Regions from separate parts of the Mus musculus genome. Here region 2 is linked to region 1. The links are chromatin loops, found by intact Hi-C in ENCODE. Cell type or tissue: gastrocnemius. All regions are shown on one strand. Links, peaks and the distances in the headings refer to the core of each region. The heading gives the core; the rest is flanking DNA.

Region 1 (8,339 bases), core at 36-8,035:
GACAGCTGAGTGAATTTACTTGTCCATCTCTCTACAGTTTAATGCAGACCGGCAGGGATGGGGGGGTGTACTTATTTTTTACTTCTATATTACTCTAGCACCTAGTATAATAACTGGCACATCATAGCTGCTCAATAACATTTGTTATATCATTGGATAGTTTGCCTTCATCAGCTGACCTGGCTCTCTGTGTGACATAACCCCATGCCAGGCAACCTATGAGACCGGAATGGAATCATCAGTAGGGGCAGGCAGAGCTCTCTGATCCTGTTTTAAGTCGTGGATATTGCTGGGGGGTGAAGGTGGGGGGGGTAGGGAGTGAGGGGGTAGGGGATGGCGGGTTGGGGGGAGGGTAGTTTGCGGTCTACTCACAACATATCTCCTTGTATGATATATGAGCAAGTTTCCTAGTTCTGTTTGGTCTTAATTTTATCATGGGTAAAACAGATACAACAACTGTTAGGTAACTACGTAGGGAATTAAGTTAGACACTTCGATCCCCCTTTCAGGCTAAGTAGAGAACTCCCTCCTCAGCTCCATCACCGGCCTTTGCTTTCCCAATCCCAGACAGCTGATTAGTCAGCCAAGGGCTCTGAAAGGCCTTTGGCTAGGAACTCAGGATTTATGAAAGCCACTGTTTCTCTCTTTCCCATCCGAGCCTGTAGATGACAGGGGATAGCCTCTCTGATTTATTGAATTAGCACTGCCAGTGTGGCTTTTGGTGCCAGATGAACACTTCCCAGTTTGATAAGAATCACTTGATAATGGGGATTAGATATAAAGATGACAGCTGGATCTTTCACGTTCTTCTTCTTCTTCTTCTTCTTCTTCTTCTTAACCCAACCCCTCTGCCGTGCCAAACATTTACACAAAGACTTAGTGTTCTCACACTTTTCTAGGACTTAACAAATTCATTATTTTTATGATGTAACCTCTAAACACTAAGAGACATTGGCTAGGAGTTAAAGTATTTTTTTAATGGAGCAAAAAAAAGAAAATGGATGTATTGGTAAAAACAATGTTTTAATCCCATGCAGTTTTGATTTCAGGTTGAGCGGAGAGTAGACCAACCACAGGAATGTACATTAACAAAAGGAATAAGCTAATTAAATAGTGCACAAACGTTGTATTGTCTGGGTATTAGTGCTCGAAGGTCAGGCCTTAGTTTACAATGGCAAAGGGGAGGACTATTAAGGGAGGATTGTTTGATGAGGATCTTTTTGTGCCACAAGTTATGCGCAGGTTAAGATAATCAACACTCGTCCCCCCACCTCTGTGAATAGAATCATAAAGAAGAGAAATCTGTGCTTTGCATGTTTCTTGAATACTGCATTTTGCCACTTAGCTCACAGGATCTCGGGCAGAGGGATGGAGGCAGAAGAAGAGATGTGCTTTCACCGGGGCTGAGATCAGGAGTGGATGGTCGAGCCAGGTCGCTATAATAAGGAAGACAGGCTGGCCCTGGTTCCTGGGTTTTAAGACATCGCCAAAGAGAACACACACAAGCATGATACCATGTGTACCTTTCCCCTGCCATCTTTAAACAAATACAGCAAACAGGTCCAAAAGCCCAAAGGTGGGTCTGGCGCAAGAAGCTGCGTTTCCTGGTGACGGTACTCTGTGTCTTGGCATTTAGTCTGTGTTTATGGTCAAAGCAGCAGACATGAGGTAATGAAGCAAAGATGGGGAACACACAGTAATCACCATACCGTAAAGACACTGTGTACTCTGGGCCTTTTTTTTTGGAGGCTGGAGGAGGCTGGACTGCATCTGCTTTGGGTCCTTTGGTGGCCAAGGCTTACTCTACTCATCTGTCCATAATTGCCCAGTGTTGCACCATAGCTACTGGAGGGCAGTGAGAGCCGAGAAAAGCAGATGATGTAATCAACCTGTCAGGGATACCTGTCAGGACTGGTGGTGATAGCCGCCAATGCCAGGAACTCCTTAGTCTTAGACACGAGGCGCTCAGTACTTGTTCAGTGTCTGACTTTTACGTGGGCACAGGTCACGGGTTCTGTCTTAGTTGCTTTTCTCTGTAGACCAGGTTGACCTTGAACTCAGAGATCCGTCTGCCTCGGCTTCCCAAATGAAGGGATCAAAGGCGTGCACCACCGCTCCCTGGCTTTTCTTGGTTACTTTCTATTGCTGTGACAAGACACCATGACCAAGGCAACTAATAGACTGTTAATTGATGTACGTTGAAGGAACAAAGGCATGGCAGCCACAGCTGAGAGCTTACATCTTGATCTATAGGCAGGAGGCAAAGAGTGTGTGTGTGGGGGGGCGTGGACAAGGGGGTGTGTTAGGGGGAATGGTTTGAGTCTTTTGAAGCCTAAAAGCCCACCCCATGTAACATACTTCTTCCAACAAGGCCACACCTCCTGAAATTTCCCAAACAGGTCCACCAGCCAGAGACCAAGTATTCAAACATTTGAGCCCACGAGGACCATTCTCATTCAAACCACCACAGGCTGGGTTCCTTTATCGGCAAACCTCAGTGGGTTTTAGGTATGCTTTGGAACTGAGATGTCTGTATTTGTAAACATGCTCTTGTTTCATCTACAGGGGAGAGTAGGAGCTGGTGTCATGGAGCAAAGGCTATAATAACATAAAGGGATGTATGACTGAGGGAGAGTCGGTGAGCCCATTTCCTCCCTCGGGGACCCAAAGGATTGTGTGTAAGTGACAGCTTTGAGTGTGTGTATGCAAATTTGTCTGGATACCTTATTAATTTGTTAATTCAAAAGTTATTACCTTCATTTATATTTGTGTGCACATGTGTGTGTGCATGCCTGTATGTGTATGCACATATATGTGTGTGTTTTGTGTGTATGCACATGCCACAGTGCATGTGTGGGACTCCCAGGTTTAGGACTCAGTACCCTCTGAGCCATTGTTTTTGCCTCCTATAGTTTCTGTAGGGCCATAAGTGAGTTTCATTTAAAAGGATTCTCTTGGTGGTTCATGAGTCTAAACCTCAGCGTTTGGGGTAGTAAGAGAATCGAGAGTCCAAGATACCCAGTGAATATGAGGGCAGACTGGACTGCATGAGTCCCTGTTTTCAAAAGGCAAAATTAAGTTGGCTAAAAAAAAAAAAAAAGATTCTCTAGGAAAGTTATGAGACACTATGTCGAGTTACAGTGTGACAGAGGTATGGCAGAGTAACCCTAAGAAAGCCTACCAGGAGGTTAGTAATGAACTGTGAGGGCAGCAAAGATATTAGTGGGCAGAAGCTTTGCAGCTCAGCACAGCCATGGCTGAAGAGGACAGTGTGACATGCCAGACAAGAGACTCTGGTTCCTGCCAGGCAACAGCAATAACGTCTGGCTATCGCACTCCAAATAAAATCTATAATGAAATGGTCAGAGGGCAAAGACCAGGGCTAACGCAGTTCCTGAAGATGCCTGATGTCCCACAAAGTAAAGGCAGAGTAGAGACACTGGATAAAGGGGGACATAGTTTCCGTGATAGAGATGCAGTGCTGGGGGAAAGACTTCCAGCCAACAGCCTTGGGAAAAGGAGAGCCTGTTGAGTTCAGGGAGACAAATATTTACGGAGCGAGCGTGAGACGGGAGAATGAGTAGCTTCCCACTTTACCAAATCCTATCCTTTGTTAAAAGCAAAATGGAGACAGAGCAGAATTCTGTGTGTGCGTGCATGTGTGTGTTTGACTTGACCACTGAAACTATTTCTCCCCAGACTTCCTCCATTTTTCCAGTTAGCCAGACAACTGTCAGACAACAGGAAAAGAGCATACATAGCAACCAAAGAGGTATGTGTTATAGGAAAAAAAAAAAACCCATGGTTCTAGGAAATCAAAGAAAATCCTAGAATAGATCTAATAATGGCTTCTCAATTTTAATTATAGCTCACATCAAGAAACCTTCACATTCTAGAAACACTACCTGCTCATCTTTCTGAAGATCTCTCAGAAGCTCAGGCGTGAGAATGTAGGGGGTGGGGGGAAATCCAAAGTAAATTACTATGTAACAGTACTACTGAGATTTCATTATATGAGACACATATTGGCATATTTCCTTTATTTTTTTAATTTTTAATTTTTTTGTGGGGGGGGGGTCAAGACAGGGTTTCTCTGTATAGCCCTGGCTGTTCTGGAACTCACTCCATAGACCAGGCTGGCGGCGAACTCAGAAATCTCCCTGCCTCTGCCTCCCAAGTGCTGGGATTAAAGGCGTGCACCACCACCGCCTGACCGGCATATTTCCTTTAGACGTCTTGGAAATGGTACAAAATGAGCCATATTGTGGATGTGGTTATCGCTTGTTCACAACGTCTTGTCATTTCAGTCCCAAGCTAGAGTCACTAAAAGGACCAAAAGAGCTATTCAGTAGGACCAACATTTGAATTAAGTGCGAAGCCCCTCAGATGTGCTGGAAATGAGGAGGTTCATGGGAGCAAGAACAAAGCCTATGCCAGCTGGTGAGGACTGTTAGCATGTTCTAAATTCATCAATTTGTGCTGGGTTGTGACCAAGTCTGCAAGAGTATACAAAGGTGGGGCGGGGGAGCAGAGCTGCAGGGGACAAGGCTGGGAAGAACCTCACACCACCAAGCTGCTCAAACTGGTTAGACCTTCGTTTCCCACTGAGTGTTGTCCGTGAGTAGAAATGTTTTCCTATGTGGCAACAGACGGGATATGATACTTCTACTCCCGCTAAGTGAGTATGCTGAGCTGGGGAGTAGGGCAAAGCATTATCATAAATCTACTGAAGCCAGCCGGGCCAAGAAGTGGGAAGCAAGGTGCCAGTAACTACAAGCATCCTGTTTAGTGTAAAGGAACTGATGTTTATGGGTGGCGGATTTTTTTGTCTGCATGCAGTACTCGTGGTGGCCAGGAGAGGGCATTGAATCACAGGGATCTACAGGCATGGAGGCTTGTGAGCGATTCTGGGTACTGGGAATGGAATCCAGGTTCTCTGGAAGAGAAACCAGTGCTCTTAACCACTGAGCCATCCCTTCAGCCAGACAGTTTCCTTTTGAAATATTCTCCTCTTCTGTTCCTTTCATATTCCCTTACTTATTCTCCAGTTCTATTTGTTACTCTCTCCAATTATGTATATGTATATGTATATGTATATGTATATGTATATGTATATGTATATGTATATGTATATGTATATGTATATGTATATGTATATGTATATGTATATGTATATGTATATGTATATGTATATGTATATGTATATGTATATGTATATGTATATGTATATGTATATGTATATGTATATGTATATGTATATGTATATGTATATGTATATGTATATGTATATGTATATGTATATGTATATGTATATGTATATGTATATGTATATGTATATATGTATAATGTATAATGTATATGTAGTATGTATATGATGTATATGAAGTATGTATATGTATATGTAGTATGTATATGAAGTATGTATATGAGTGATATATCTGCATGTATGCCTGTGTGCCAGAGGAGGGCATCAGATGCCCTTATAGATTGTTGAGAGCCACCATGTGGTTGCTAGGAATTGAACTCAGGACCTCTGGAAGGATAGCCAGTGTTCTTAACCACTGAGCCATCTCTCCAGGCCCCATCTCCTTTTTCCCATCTCCTTTTTTTTTTTTTTTCTTCTTGGCTTTTTAGAGTGTTTTGCTACATATCCCCAGTTGGCCCAAACTCTTGATCCTCCTGCCTCTGCCTCCAGTGTGCTTGCATTACAGGGATGGCTGAGTCTCTGGCTTACTTGGCACACTTTCTGCTAGGGTTTTTGTGTCCCAGTTGATGGACAAATACTGACATGCCTTAGACATTTAGTCAAGGCCCAGTTACTCTTTACCTACATCCTTGTCCTGGTGATCTTCTCTGTGGTAGCCTCCATTGTTAACCCTGGTTTCATTCCTCTTGCTTCTTATTCAGGTTTGATACTGGCAAAGCATACTTCTCCTGCCCTGGACTTGGGACTTGAGACTGGGCATGTATAATAGTTTAGTTAGTGATCTATTGGCAGAGTTAAAGATGCATCATGATCTTAGATAGGATCTCCCATACTTCCTCTTGCTCTCTTGGTACAGTGCCGTGGGCCTGGCCTGGAAGGACTGTGGAAAACTAGGAGGATAGGAGCCATACAGAATAGAGATGCTCGCTTGACTTGCAGATAGAGACAGAGATGCCTAGCTAGAATGTCAATGTCAGATGCAGGCACAGACTCTCGTGGTCTTAAGGCATTGTCAAGGTTTGTATATGCTTGGCCCAGGGAGTGGCACTATTTAGAGGTGTGGCCTTATTGGAGTAGGTGTGTCATTATAGGTGTGGGCTATAAGACCCTTGTCCTAGCTGCCTGGAAGCCAGTCTTCTAGCAGTCTTCAGATGAAGATGTAGAACTCTCAGGTCCTCCTGCACCATGCCTGTCTGGATGCTGCCATGTTCCCACCTTGATGATAATGGACTGAACCTCTGAACCTGTAAGCCAGCCCCAATTAAATGTTATCTTTATAAGAGATGCCTTGGTCATGGTGTCTGTTCACAACAACTAAACCCTAACTAAGACAGGCACTGAGGATTGTCTATGCAGCAACAGCAAACCATCACACCATCTGTTTGTTTGGACTTCCAAATATAGGGCCTTAGCTTTGGCCTGGCCCTCTTTGCCTTTCAGACTTGTATATTCTGTTGAGTACTTGGCTTCTCCATTCCGCATCTAAGACACATTTCAAACTGAAACATAAAGAGTAGTAATAGATACTTTTTAAAAATCAAGAGACGACTATTTTTATCCCTAAAGCTGCCTTCTCCCGTCTAAGTAAACTATATAATCATCCTCCTACTTGTTCAAACCCCAAACAGAAGGCACTCCCGATTCTCCTTTCTGTCTCCGTTTATATTTAGTCTGCGACCGAGCCCTGTGGGGCTCCCCGTGAACTATTCAGAACACAGCCACTGTCCTCTGCCTTGTGTAGCGTCTCTGACTTGGAACACTTCAATACCCCCTTTGTCAAAGTGTTGTGCTTCTACTTTAGGCCTATTCTCCACATATCAGCCAGGGGAATCTTTTGAAAGAGTAACTCAGGTCAGGCCTGCCTCCCCCCCCCCCCCCTCCCGTGGTCATTACCTGGAATAAACGCTGAACTCCTCGAGGCTCTCCTGTTCTGACCCCACAGCCTCACTGGTCTTGGTACGCAGACCTCCAACACTTGATTGGTTCTAATTCAGGGGACTTTTCTTTACCGAACCTACTTTCTCGCAGCTATTCCCATGGCTGCTGCTGTCTCACGGTGTAGCTAGGAGCTTAAATATGACCTTTTCAGAGAGACCTTCTTTGTTTTAGAAGGATGGCCAGCCTTTACTCGCACGTTTATTGGTGCTATGGTGCCTGAGTCCTCCTCCCTATGAAAAGACTTGACTCTTTCAGCTTGCTCTTTCATAATGCTATGCAGACAACTTGTAGCTCTTGGGCCCTTTAGGAGTTGCTTTGCTAACAAGAGAGTTGACCAACTCATGCCTGTCCCATTCCTGGGAGAGCTACATTTAGTGGCACAGATGGAGATCCATCTGCCTTGGTAGCAGATGCGTGCCTGCGAAGAAGGTGTTTCTTTTTCTTTTACTTTTCTTTCTTTTTTTTAAAGATTTATTTATTTATTATATGTAAGTACACTGTAGCTGTCCTCTGACACTCCAGAAGAGGGCGTCAGATCTTGTTACAGATGGTTGTGAGTCACCATATGGTTGCTGGGATTTGAACTCAGGACCTCTGGAAGAACAGTCGGTGCTCTTTACCACTGAGCCATCTCTCCAGCCCGAAGAAGGTGTTTCTTGTGGAGTTGGAGGCTATTGTTGGGCATGCTTTCCAGTTTGGCTTCTATTTCTATACTTAAAGTTCCTTTCCCATTCCAGTTACTGATCCCCCAAAACACTCTTTAATATAAATATACTTTATATGTTATATAATATAGCATAATATTAATATAGTCTAATATTTATATATATTCTGCATGCTAATTATTAGTTCATGTTGCTTTTACAATAGCAATGAAACGTTGTTTCTTTCTTTCTTTTTTTTTTTTTCCCCCGAGACAGGGTTTCTCTGTATAGCTCTGGCTGTCCTGGATAGTGTTGAAAATGATTCAAAATTATCCAACTGGTGTGTGTATAGCCTGCTGTTCATTTCTCCTCCTGGAAGGAAAGTGATGTGGGTGTAGGCCTCCCCTCCCCCACCACACTCCAGTCCTGTATTCCTCGTGCTCTGAACAACACTGGCACTGGCTGTTGTCGTCATCATAGCAAATACCTGTTGGTTTGTGCCAGGTGCTGTTATGAATAGCTTATAATATTGAACCACTTCCTCCTCCTCT
Region 2 (8,285 bases), core at 1-8,000, 120 kb after region 1:
GCTGGTAACATTTTTCTACCTCATTTTCCTTATGGTGCAGAGTTAAACACGTGCTCTTACCTCTCCTCCGGTGCACGGGAAAGGATTTGAGTATCTAGACGTGCAAATAGCTCCCTTCTTGACAACATCATCTTCCAGGCCAAAAGTAGCCGAGCAGTTTGTTGCAAAGTACTTGTAAGGCTTCCAGGTCTTCCCAAAGTCCTGGGACCGGTCCAGCACCATGGCTGCAGGCCTGGGAGACTTGAACACCATAATTAGGTGAGTGAAGTAGAATTCTGCTTCCAGGTCTAGCTGAATCTTTTCCCTGTGCACATCCTCTGCAGACTGCCACCATGTCCGGGGAAACCTGAAGGATGAGTCTGCCATGGCAGAGGGTGGGTGAGCCAGGTGAGAATGGGCAGCGTTGCATTTATCACACTTGGGCTGCCGGCAAGTGAGGTCAGCATTCTCACTGTAGAAGCAGAAGAGTTCGGTGGCGTTCTGGCCACACATTGTGTCTGCCCGGAGCTTTCTTCCCAAAGCCAAGTTTCCCATGCGAGGGTTGCATGCTTTCTCACAGCGGGAGTTCGCTCCGGCTACTCCATTCAAGCCTGAGGAGGGGAAAGTATATGTCACTCAAGACAAACCCACGGGAAATGGGGGTGCTCTTCTGCATAGCTGAAACATCTACAACAGTCAAGGTATCATCCAAAGACCCTGGGCCTTTCTATAATGAGAAGAATTTAGCAAACGGGACCATGAATGCTATCGTGCATTCAAATAGGTTCATATACACAAGTGTGTGTGTGCTCGATAGATGATAATGTGTTCACGAGTGCAAATGAATGTGTGAGTGTGCACATGGGTGTGTGCACGAGGAAGCCAGAATACCTTGGGTATTGTTCCTAAGGTTTCATCTACCTGGCTGCTTTTAGGTTTAGGTGTGTGTATGTGTGTATGTGTGTGTGTGTGTGTGTGTGTGTGTGTGTGTGTATCCAGTAAAAAGGTAGTTCTCTAGGAAAATCATAATCACAAAATGGTTTAAAAATATGCAATAGGGCTGGTGAGATGGCTCAGTGGGTAAGAGCACCCGACTGCTCTTCCGAAGGTTCGGAGTTCAAATCCCAGCAACCACATGGTGGCTCACAACCATCCATAACAAGATCTGACTCCCTCTTCTGGATTGTCTGAAGACAGCTACAGTGTACTTACATATAATAAATAAATGAATCTTTAAAAAAAATATGCAATAGGACTTCTTTTCAGGTGGCAAAGCTAGAAACCACTGGTTCTGAAATATGTGATATCCATGCCTAATATTAACTAAATATAGCTACGAGTGGGGGGGGGACCCAACTCTTCAAACTACCAAACGACAGGAAAGCTTATTGTACCTGCTTTTGGCCTCTTAAGTGCTTCTTCCTATGACAGACTGTGGTATAGAGTACTTATCTGTTTGCTTAGCTGGAGAACACTGCCAGTCTGGCACGCCAACGGCACCACTAACAACTGTCATGAACGAAACACCCTTTAAAGTAGCAAGCTCTGCCTTCCAAACCCCTAACCCACCTTAATGCTTCGAAAGCACTTAGAGTGACAAACAGCACCCACTCATTCGCGTTCTGACTACTTGTCATAATCCTTTAATTTGGGTTTGTCGTGTTAATTATGAATACCGTAAGCAAAGAATTGTCCATTTAAGAAAAATTAAAACACAGAGGAAAAGAAGGAAAAAGAAAACCCAAACCCCCCAATTCTGGCTAATTGGGTGTTTCTGTTTAAGAGACAGAACCTCTGAAGTGTTATCACAGGGGCACTGGATAAGGCCAAATGACAGCTTTGGCTGGGAAGGAGAGATTTCACACTCTGACAATCACCACCTCACACAGCCTTGCAGCCAAAATAAGAGGTTTCCTCGGGCATTATTTTTCTTTTCTTTTTTAATTCCACGTCAAATGAAAATGTGCAGCAAGCCGGGGCCTCTGTTTGCCATTGTTCTGATTAGCGGGCGCAGCAGCTGCCTGTGGCCAGAAACACACAAACACGGTCCTATGACTCACCTGTGAAGCGTTTCAGGGGGAAAGTCTCACACTGCCTGTACAAGTATCTTTGACTTGCAACATTCCCCCAGTGCTCTTTATTCCCAACCTCTTGATTGCTCCCGTGGTGGTGGTTGGGTTTTTTTGTTTGTTTGTTTGTTTGCTTGCTTGCTTGCTTGCTTGCTTGCTTGTTTTTGGCTTTTTGTTTTGTTTTGTTTGCCATAGCATGACTTGAAAAGGGAAAGGTTTATGAAAAGTAGGGGGAGTGTGGACTTGTAGTGCATCATACGAAGTGCGATCAGGAAGAATTCAAGAGAGATCTTTTAACCGTGAGCGGTTTGACAGATCCTTGGGGGTAAAAAAAAATAATGAATAATTTAAAAGTTTCCACCCACTAATAATTTTGATAAGAAGTAGTTATCAGTGCAAACACAGGCTGCACCCTGATAGAGGACGCAGCCTCTTAAGCCTGGACTTAGTTGCTGGCAGCTCTGGGGAAAAGAATGGAAGCAGACCAACTGAAGAGATGCCTGCCCCAGGGCTTGGAACCTTCCAGTCGGTTCCTCTAACCCACACGTCTCTTTCAGGAGCAAGTCAAGTCCGTCTGAGGGGTTTGGGGTGGGGGATGAAATCAGACCCTCACAATTTTTCCCCACTACCCCACTGTGCTGTACTTAACCTAGCTGAAAACCAGGTGGCCTGCGAGAAGGGAGGGGGAGAAGAGAAAGAGGAGGCTCCCGGGGACTCAGACACAGCAAGCCTGGAACCGGTGGCCTAAAGACAGTCCAAGAGAGACAGGACCGTAGCGGGAGGGGAGAGGGGCATCTGCCCGTTGCCCGTAACCCAGTTACTGAGCCAAGGAACAGACCCGCCTCCGACCTCCTGCAGAGCTTCGGCCAGGGTACCGATTCCCCAGGGGCAGTCAGCCAGCTCCGGGCAATCACCACCTGAGTGATCACCCCCCATGGTCCCAGTTCCGAGTTCTACAGCGTTGCAGCCAACGCCCCGGGAAGAGGGCGCTCACCCTCACCCCAGGTGGCCCTACCTGGCTCTCAAGTACACAGAATGAGATCCGGGAAGGTGGCGATCTCTCTAAGTGAGAGATCGGTCTCGGCCCACGCACGCCCAGGGTCTCTGGGCCACCCCTCCTCGTCACTCCTCAGGCCATGGAGAGCCCGGGGATGGCGAGCTGGGTCCTTTGTTCCCCCTCACCAAGTGCAGAGGCAGTTTTCCCCCCCAAGCCAAACCCAGAAAGAAACATTGATCTCTCTGTATCTTCTGCAGGGCGTACCCAGGATATCTGGTTATTCAAGGACATGTGTATCTCAGTTGCAGGAGAAAAAAAAAAAATCAATAGTGTTTGAAACTGCGGAGTCGCGGGCAAAGGAGACGGAACATGGCCACTGGCTTCATCCTCAATAGCCGAGCTCTGGGCTCCCGGTCCGGGATCCCCTATATCCCCCAGCCCCCGAGCTTGGGTGGAGGGGCAGGAGCAAGGGAAGAGGGGTGGGGGCCCGGCCGCGTCACCACCCACCTGCGGCCACCGCGGAGCAGCCCCAGAGCAGCAGCAGCCGTGCGCAGCTCCCCATGGCCGGGCAGCTGCGGGAGCGGGTGGGATGAAGCGGCAGTGGTCCTCGGGAGCACCGGGGGCTCTGTGGTTCTTCCTCCTCCCGGAGCGCCAGGCTCGCTCAGTGGGCACCGTGGGCACAGAGCCGCGGGCCGGGGCCGCGCCAGGCGGCGGGGTGACCGTCGCGCACCGGCCTGGCGGGGCCCGGGCAGCTCAGCAGCGGCGGGAGCCCCGGGATCATAGCCGGCCTGGCCGCTGCCGGCTGAGCGGCCCTGAGGGCGGGTGCGCCGCTCGCCCAGGGCTCGGCGCCCGCAGCCGACGCTGAACTTTGCGAGACCTTTCACTTCCCGGCCGCCGCCGCCTCCCGGCTGTCCTCCTCCGCTTTTCCCACCTTCTGTGGCCGCCGAGGCTCGGTCCCGTCCTTCTCCATGGGCAGTTCCATGGGATGCATTTTTATTGCACCGACACCGCGGCGCTCCGGTGCCAGCCCTCCTCCTCCCCTCGCACCTCCACCCCTTCCTCCCGCCCGCCCCCCGCGCTTGACAGCCGGGCGGTGCAGACGCGCGGGTCCGGTCATTGTCGCCGCCGCCGCCGCCCAGGGGGAGGGGGTGTCTGCAGCCCCCGCTGCGCGCATCTCCCTGCCTGACCTCGCGGGTGCCCTCCAGCACCCAAGGGCCTCGCCTGGGAAACAGTCTCCCACCTTCTCCAGGAACATTCCTGAGAGCAGTTGACTCCCTCCGGATCAGGTCAGGGCATGCCAAGGGGCTTAAAAACCCGCGAAACAGGCGAGCGACTACTTTCCAAAAAATCACCCAGCAAAACAAGCCTTCCCCCCTCCCCCAACACCACTCCACAGCACCCATTCTCTGCGAGTCCCACGGTCTGGGTTAGGACCACCCCAGACCCCCAATTCTGCCTAGGGTACTGCCAGTGAACGCGCACCAAGTGCCAAGGGTCCTTTAAGTCTCTGCTACCTTTTTGGGGGGTGCAGCCCAAAGGAGTCGAAGGTGTACCCGTTTGGTGTAAAAGATGTTCTCACACGGCCTGAAAGACCAGGATCCATGATCAGGGAATCAACTGTTTAAGAACATCTATGTCTGGAGCATCGACATAAGAATGCCTGGGTCCTAGGTGCATTCACACATTCTTCATAGTATGGTGAGCAGGGGAACCATAAAGTTATGAAATATCTTATGGGGAGCAATTTAGCAGCAACCACAAGCAGCTAATTGTAGCTCAGGGCTGGTGTTTATGAAAGGAGATTAAATAGCACTTCAGCCTGGGACTTCTGTAACTTCTCTGAAAATATAGTTCTGCTTACACATGCAAAGAAATTGGCAAACGTTGAGTCGAAGGCAATTCTGTATTGCAGCATTCAGTGTGTGTCTTTGAGTATTTTCCAGAAAGTTAACTGCTTTGCAGATACCATTCAGTTATTATAAATTGTCAGAAATACAGATGGGGCCAATTAGAGCTTTGGGGGCACACGTAGATATTATTTATAATGACCGAGCTGGAGACATATAGGTTTCTATCTCTCTAAAGGAACTGAGTTGAGGTTAGCATAATCCACTGGGAGGCGTTAAAATTATTATTTTGGCCAGTACTGGAAGTGGCAGGCGACATGAGAACCGTCACCAGCTTTCGAAAACAAACTCTGAGCTTTCAAATACTGGCCACGCTGGAGCCTCCGTTGGCTCTCACAGGTGATGCTTCTGATGCAGTTGCTAAAATGCTTCTCCCAACTGTTCTTTTTATTAAATGAACGACAGGGGATCGTAACAGGCTAAGGCTCCCAGCCTAAACACTAGCCTACAGGCCAAGAAAAAGGAAGAGAAAGACAGTATTTACTATTAATCTCTGAGACAATATATTAAGTTGAGGCAGGGCTAATCCATGCCTGATTATGAATTTCAGAAGCATTTGCTGGGTACTCCCCTGATCGCTTTGTAACTGGTTTGTCGCTCCTTTAATAAAGCAGCAAGATCCTTAAATGGCAGCTAGACACTTAGACTATGCAAGACACAATTATGTGGTTTTTTTCTTACATTGCTCGTTATTCTTAACTGAAAACACTTGTCAGACATGCAATAAATGTTTTGACAGTTATCTCAAAACTATTGTTATATGCTAAGAATAGAGACTGAGAAGAAAAGCGGCGAAATAAGAACGATTCCCAGGATTCTAGAGGAATGTGGGATCTCCACAGCAATACTTTAAGTGTGGACTAGCTCAAGAGAAACGGTAATGAGCATTCGAATAAATGTTGTCTGGGCGCAATGTGGTGGTTTCCGCCTGTAACCTTAGCCATTGGTAGAGGCAAGAAGCTCATGTTTTCAAGGCCAGCCTTGGCTACAAAGCAAGCATGAGGCTAGCTAGGTCTACATGAGATCCTGTCTTTTTTTTTTTTAAGTGCATATCTAGTATACGTTCTTACAAATTATATTTTCATTTTGAAGAAAGGACCCAAGAGAGTTGGCCAATGTGAGGAAAATGTGTTCCGGGGTGGGGACATTGCTCATTATGACTTCGTGTTATGAAAATGTCAAGAACTGACTCAGAACTTTCGAGGTGTCATGGATTACAGGGAGGGTTGGAGAAATTGCAGGATTTCAATAGCAGGTTTTCCAAAGCCACAAATCCACAAATTTAATGTAGAACATTCCTGACGACTTGGAAGGATGTTGACAGGACCGCTAATATATATCTACATCAGAAAGGCAAAAGGTCTATACACCAAAGACCTCATTCCCAAGCGCCTCTGGGCCATATTTAAGTTTCTCCTCCAATTTCAGTGTGACTGTGCAGGGTGCTTTTCTGGGGCTCAGTGTATGAGGAGAACAAGCCCAAGCGGAACAGGATCCTGCTCAGAAGAAGGGATAAACTGTGGCAGCCTAGAAGCAAGAGGATGGTGAAACAGCAGACGTAAAGACAAAAAACATTGGCAGCAGTATCCATCCTTCCAAAACAAAAATCTTCCAGCAGCCCAAGGCCTGTTAGCACAGAGACAAAGCACCACAAAGCTATGAAGAGATCTCTAAAAACCCAGCGCAAAGTCTAATGACCGAAAGATGTTCAGAACCAGATGGGACCCTGGGCCCCAACTCTCACCCTACCCGGAGCCCTTCATTCACCGTGAAAACTCTGCCCATTGGTCACACAGGTTTTCTTCTGAGCATCCCAATAAACAAAAGAATCAAAAGCATCGCTTCGATTTCAGCACTGGTTTTATTTAACTGTGGCACTTACTTTCTTTATAGACATTTGCAGCTATACAGAGTAAATACCAGTTCTTTCTTTTAATGTGTGTGTGTGTGTGTGTGTGTGTGTGTGTGTGTGTGTGTGTGTGTGCGCAAGAGTTGAGACAAGGTCTCATTAAATAGCCCAGGTTGGCCTGGCCTGAAACCTGCTATTGATGTAGCCCAGGCTGACCCCAAACTCAGTGTTTCTTGCCTTAGTCTTCTGAGTGCTGGGATGAAAGCACGGACCACCTGTTAGGTCTCTGAGACGTTGAACCCAGGTTTGATTGCTCTATTTAAGCACCTTCTCCAAGTGCTTTGAAAAACTCTTCTTCATCCCTTTTCAGATATACTCCAATTGCACAGTACACATATAAGTAAGTGTGATCAATTAGAATAAAATAAAATAAAACTTACAGTGTCCTTTGAGTCTAGGGCTTGTATTTACGTAGCCTAAGAACACACCTGCAGCTTTGTAACACTGGCTAACATAGCTTGGAGTCAGAATAAACTTTTTGTATGTATTGATTTCTTACAGGCTGTTAAGATTTAGTGCTTGAATACATATAGGAAACATTCAAACAGTATTAAGTTTAAAAAAGAAAAAAAAAGATCCTCAGGGTCACATTTCTAAATTAAAAAATAGTTGGGAGAGATAGCTCTGTCTAAAAAGTGCTAGCCTTCGAAGCAATGAGGACCTGGGCTTCACCCTCAGAACCCGTGTTTTACCAAGAAGATGCTGAGCGTTGAGACCGTGCTTAGCACTGAGGAGGTGGAGAGGGTGATCTGGGGTTCCTACTCTCTCTCTCTCTCTCTCTCTCTCTCTCTCTTTCACACACACACACACACACACAAAAGGTAAAAGATAAAAAAAGTCAGGATATTTAAAACAAGCTTATTATCCTAATAGAAAAATATATATCTGCTTCCTGAATAGGGCCAGTATACTTATGTGACACTTATTCTATATCACCAACAGAACGGGGGACTTTGGAAAGAGACTTATTATCATGGTATCTGATATTCTTTCTTCAAGGAACAAGAAACATCACCTCTTTTGCCCCTCTTGAATGAATGTGTGCATATTGCAACCCACAAAGAATTGTACAAAGAGATAGTGTCGGGGGGGGGGATATCATCACCAAACTTAGATCATAAATATGTACACATCCAATGAGCTCATTGGCTCAAGAACCTGGGTTCCTAGATCAGGATTGCATTGCTTGTCCGTCTTCTGTGGGTACAACCTTGTGTGAAGAAGGTCGGATAAAGTGTTCCCACTGAAATCATCTCCCATTCTGGTTTTTACCAGGCCTCTGCCATTCGGCTGCCCCTTAGGAACACCACCTCGGGAATTTCCTCAAGCTTGAATCTAAGCCTCTTTCCAATGGTGCTGTTTCTTATTTCAAGAGTTTCCTAGCTACAGCTGCTCATTCCCAGGGATGGGGGAGGGGGGAGGGG

Evidence for each region. Peaks named below come from ENCODE experiments on the same cell type or tissue, not always from the same donor. Only the 100,000 strongest peaks of a DNase experiment are listed, where the experiment ranks them.
Region 2: it touches region 1 in a loop (2.1-fold over the local background); 2 of 42 quality-filtered maps call a loop at or near these places.

Annotation. Positions count from the first base shown.
Region 1 is chr10:93,759,787-93,768,125 of GRCm38, reverse strand. No RefSeq gene overlaps it. Among named protein-coding and RNA genes, the nearest start is that of Gm26239, 43 kb to the left of the region's middle. In gastrocnemius, for the core only: a CTCF peak has its summit at 4,850 (motif pointing right); a DNase peak (open chromatin) is centred at 4,833; H3K27ac peaks cover 465 bases.
Region 2 is chr10:93,636,776-93,645,060 of GRCm38, reverse strand. Ntn4 (netrin 4) reads right to left here and starts at 4,012. Exons shown (of 10, transcript NM_021320.3): 1 at 3,553-4,012; 2 at 61-590. The coding sequence starts at 3,607. In gastrocnemius, for the core only: no CTCF peak of the experiment used is centred there; DNase peaks (open chromatin) are centred at 1,915, 2,874, 3,635, 4,102 and 3 more places; H3K4me3 peaks cover 3,289 bases; H3K27ac peaks cover 3,046 bases.